2 separate regions of the Homo sapiens genome follow, and region 2 is linked to region 1. A link is an interaction called in ENCODE POLR2A ChIA-PET data of the cell type or tissue named here. Cell type or tissue: A673. All regions are shown on one strand.

The links. ChIA-PET counts read pairs that join two places held together with the same protein. Peaks named below come from ENCODE experiments on the same cell type or tissue, not always from the same donor. Only the 100,000 strongest peaks of a DNase experiment are listed, where the experiment ranks them.
Region 2: POLR2A ChIA-PET joins it to region 1 with 11 read pairs; 2 of 35 experiments call an interaction of 5 or more read pairs at or near these places.

The regions. Positions count from the first base shown.
Region 1 is chr15:40,063,443-40,065,942 of GRCh38, forward strand. It overlaps SRP14-DT (SRP14 divergent transcript), which reads left to right. Exons shown (of 3, transcript NR_040060.1): 3 at 1,779-2,500. Among named protein-coding and RNA genes, the nearest start is that of SRP14-DT, 25 kb to the left of the region's middle. RefSeq lists enhancers at 755-864, 1,275-1,384. In A673, no CTCF peak of the experiment used is centred here; a DNase peak (open chromatin) is centred at 989; H3K27ac peaks cover 465 bases.
Region 2 is chr15:40,192,047-40,194,546 of GRCh38, forward strand. The region is part of intron 8 of BUB1B (BUB1 mitotic checkpoint serine/threonine kinase B); the gene reads left to right. The region is part of intron 1 of LOC107984763 (a long non-coding RNA gene); the gene reads right to left. Among named protein-coding and RNA genes, the nearest start is that of BUB1B-PAK6, 24 kb to the right of the region's middle. In A673, no CTCF peak of the experiment used is centred here; no DNase peak of the experiment used is centred here.

The DNA.
Region 1 (2,500 bases):
ATGCCACTCTGATCCTGAGCAGCCAAGTGGGCAGAATGACACTCCTTTGGGCGTGGAAGTGAACATCAGCCATGAGTAGGGAGAGGAAACTGCCCACAGAGAGGGCAGACTCCATCAGGGGCAAGTGACAAAGCCACAGACTGGCATGAAGAGGCTTCCCAGGCCCTCTGGAAGGCAGTGAAGCCAGCAGCCTGGCTCCTGGGATGGGCTGTCCCCTATTCAGCAGCTCCATGGGCCTGGAAGTGGGCCCAGGGAGCCAGCCAGAAGGAGGCTGTGGCCAGAGGCTTGATTTGCAGCCCAGGACTAGGACGCAGGGTTCTCATCCAGGCTTCACCCACAGCAAATGTGCGACTCTCCCTGGCCCTCTGGGTGGGGATTATAATAACTACCTTGCTTACCCCAGTTGCTGGAGGCCAATATTCACTGAACATTCATCATGAGTCAGGCATTCAGTAATCCTCACAATGGCCCTAGAAATTGGCCTGTACTATTTTCAACCCTTAGGGAGGAGGTGACAGACACATAGAACATCTAAGTAACTTGCCTGACACTCCACAGCTTGTAAGTGGCAGGGCCAGGCTCTTAGCCCTAAACCATACATTAGAGATTTATTATCATTTAGGTCCCTCAACAATCTTGTGATGCAGGTATTACCATCCATTTTACAAACATGGCAATGGCTCAGAAGTCTTCAGTTATTTGCCCAGGGTCACTTGGCTGACTGTAGCAGAATCAGGATTTGAACCCAGGCCCAACTTCAAAGCCAGTCCTCTTCTCATTGGGTTGCGCCCCCAGCATTAGCACAGGGACAGTTCCTCAGGCTGACTGCCCAAGGCCCCATCTGTGCAAACAGGAGAGGAAATGGCAGCCTAACTCCAGGCAGGGCCCGGGCTCAGAAGGGGGTCTACAGGGCTGAAGAGGCAGCTGGCCAGAGATTCCACAGGAAGCATCTTGTTGACACATCTTCATCACTTTGGAATTTGAGCAACAACATTTACCCCTTCTGAAACTCACCCAGAGGAAGCGGATTTTCTGACGCATATGAAGAGTGAGAACTGTCTACATCTAAGTCTTCTTTGAGAACAATACCAGCTGAGCGGCTATTTACATTCCAGCTTCTTTTGAGAATCTCTGAAGATGATTAAGTCATTGTCAGCTGGTAAGGGTTGGTCTCACCACTTCTCATGTTGGATCATTGAGGCAAGAAACCTTCAAAGAATCCTTTTTGGGTATCTTTTAGTGAGGAAAAAAGTGGGGACAAAGATACGTAAGGCAGTACTTGCCAGAAGTCGCGGGGTGGGAAGAGGAAGTGTGCAGAGTTCTAGAGCCTGTCTTCACCTGGGGGATGTGCACTGACGATGCATATACTTGGCTGTGAAGGCCCAAATTTAGGACAGGGAGTTAGAACCACCCACATTGAAAGTCTAAGGGCCTGTTTCATCTTGCAGCCTCACCACGCTCCCACCAATAGCACAAATACTGTAGTACAAATGCTATGCTCAGTAAATGTTAATCAGCCTCATAAACAGTTCAGGGAAGGCTTTGAGGAGGAAAAGGGTGGAATTTCACCTGGGCCTTGAAGGGAATTTGGGAGGCACAGAGATGGGAAAAGGAAGAAGGCTGAGAGAACAGCATGAGCAGGGCACGTGGTGCACTATGGGAGTGTGTCGTGGGAGATGAGATCAGACAACTCCAGAGTCTGGAGTCCTTTACTCCAGGGACTTGGTGAGCATGTGGTGATCTGCATCTCCTGTTCTCTACACCTTGACTTCTCCTAGGCCCAGAACCATATCCTGCTCCACAAGCCTCGTCCTTGGCAAGAAGTTGCACCTGCCCAGAGAGAAAACCTTTTGAAACTGGCACAAAGGCACTGGAGAGACTGGCAGGGCCCCCTACTTGACGATCTGGCTCATCCATCTGCACACTGACCACGCTAAGAGCTGTCTGCAGTGATGGAAACCTTCTCTAGCTGTGCTGTCCTCTATAGTGGCACCAGCTGCCTGTGGCTACTGAGCACTTCAACTGTGGCTGCAGAGACTATGTTAAATTGTATTTAATCATAATTAATTTAATTGTAAACAACTACATGTGGCTAGTGGTTTCTGTACTGGGCACTGCAGGTGCACATTTCCTGCTGGCCATGGACAGTAAGCTCCATAAGAGACTAATTGTGCCTGGTTTGCTTATAGGCTTATCCTCAGCACCTGCACCAGCCTAGAATATGATTGGCACTCTATTAATTAAAAGTTCCCAGGTAAATGAATTAGTGGATTCTCTGTTTCCTCCACTATGCCACAACCTCCTTAAGGGCAGAGATGGTGTCTTCAAAAAAAAAAAATTCTGGTCAAAAACACATAAGATCTACCACCTTCACCATTGTTGTGTCCAGTTCAGTAGTATTAACTACACTTACATTGTGATACAACAAAAGATTGTGTCTTTTTACATTCTTAGGACCCAGCACAGTGTCTGGCACATAATCTTAGTAAACACTGGCAGA
Region 2 (2,500 bases), 130 kb after region 1:
TAGTGATTCTGTTGAATCTGTAGGTTAATTTAATGATATTGACATCTTAAAAATATTAAGTCTTCTGGTCCATGAACATAGGATGTCTTTCCAGTTATGTATGTCTTTGAATTCTTTCAGTGTTTTGTAGGTTTCAGAATACAAGTTTTGCACTTCTTTTTCTTTAATTAATAGACTTTATTTTTTAGGGCAGTGTTAGCTTTGCAGAAAAATGGAGTAGAAAGTACAGAGAGTTCCCACATACTCCATCCCCACCCCTCAACCCTGTACACAGTTTTTCCTATTACTAACATCATGCATGAGTGTGGTACATTTGTTATAATTGATGAACCAATATTGATACATTATTATTGGTTAAAGTTCTTTGTTTACATTAGGATTCACTCTAATGTGTTTTACAGTTCTGTGTGTTTTAACAAATACATAATATTATCTATCCATCATTACGGTGTCATTCAGAATTGTTTCATTGTCCCAGAAATCCCCTTTGCTCCATTTGTTCATCCCTTTCTCTCTCTCCCCAAATCCCCTGTAACTATTGATCTTTTCATTGTCTTTATAGTTCTGCCCTTTCCAGAAAATCATGTAGCTGGAATCATAGTATATGTAGCCTTTTCAATCTGGCTCCTTCCACTTAACAATAAGGTTCCTCTGCATCTTCTTCTGACACAATACCTCATTTATAGTGCTGAATGATATTCCATTGTATAGATGTGCCACGATTTGTTTATCCATTCGCCCACAGGAGGTCATTTTGGTGACTTACAAGTTTTAGCAATTATGAATAAGGTTGCGGTAGACATTCATGTGCAGGTTTGTTTGTTTTAAATAGTCTTGTTCTTTCACCTACGCTGGAGTACAGTAGCATGATCCTGGCTCACTGCAGTCCTGACTCCTGGACTCAAGTGATCCTCCCACCTCATCCTCCCTAGTAGCTGGGACTACAGGTGCATGCCACCATGGCTGGCTTATTATTTTTTTTTTTTAAAGATGGGGTCTCACTGTGTTGCCCAGCCTGGTCTTGAACTCCTGGGATCAAGTGATCTTCCTGCGTCAGCCTCCCAGAGCACTGGGATTACAAGCATGAGTCACCACACCCAGCCAGGTTTTGGTGCAGACATAAGTTTTCAACTCATTTGGCTGGATTGTATAATAAGACTAATTTTAGCCTTGTAGGAAAGTGCCAAGTTATTTTTCAAAGTAGCTATACTGTTTTGCATTCCTACCACCCATCAATGAGAGCTTCTATTGTTCCACATCCTTGGCAGCATTCAGTGTTGTCAATATTTTAGATTTTAACCACTCTAATAGGTGTGCAGCAGTATCTTATTGTTTTAATTTGCAATTCCTTAATGACATCTGGGAAGCATCTTTTCATATGCTTACTATCATCTTTTTTTTTTTTTATATGCTTATTACCACTTTTTTTTTTTTTTTTTTTTTTTTCCCTTAGAGACAGTGTCTCACTCTGTTGCCCAGGCTGGGCTCAAGCAATCCTCCTGCCTTATCCATCCTGGTAGTTGGGACTATAGGTGCATGACACCATGCCTGGCTAATTTTTTTTTTGAAGACAGGGTCTCAGCCGGGCGTGGTGGCTCATGCTTGTAATCCCAGTACTTTGGAAGGTGAGGCAGGTGGATCATGAGGTCAGGAGTTCGCCAACATGGCAAAACCCCATCTCTACTAAAAATACAAAAATTAGCTGGGCGTGGTGGCAGGTGCCTGTAATCCCAGCTACTCGGGAGGCGGAGGCAGGAGAATCGCTTGAACCTGAGAGGCGGAGGTTGCAGTGAACTGCGATCATGCCATTGCACTCCAGCCTGGGTGACAAGAGCAAGATTCTGTCTAAAAAAAAAAAAAAAAACAGGGTCTCACTGTATTGCCCAGGCTGGTCTTGAACTCCTGGCCTCAAGTGATCCTCCTGCCTCAGCCTCCCAAAGTGCTGGAATTACAGGCCACTGTGTCCAACTTCCATCTATATGTCTTCTCTCACTTCCTTATTTTAAATTTATTGTGAAGTATTTTACTATTTTTGAAGCTATAGTAAATAGAATTGTTTTCTTAATTTCATTTTCTTTTTTCCCCTTTTTTACATGCTGCCTTGAGATGTGATTTAATTTTATTTTCAGATTGTTCATTGCAAATGGGTAAAATAGGTTGATTTTGTATACTGATCTTGTATTCTTTGACTTTGATGAACTCGTTTGTTATCTAAGACCATATCTTCTGCAAAAAGAGATAGTTTTGCTTCTTCCTTTCCCATCTGGACTCCTTTTCTTTGTTTCTCTTGCCTAATAGCCTTGACTAGAACTTCTAGTACAGTGTTGTATAGAAGTGACAAGAATGGACATCCTTGTCTTGTTCCTGATCTTAGGGGGAAAGCATCTAGCCTTTTACCATGAAGTATGATGTTAGTGTGGGTTTTTCATAGATGTCCTCTAGCAGGTTGAGCAAGTTGGGGAAACTTTTTAAGCATGTAAATGCTTGGACCCTACCATTA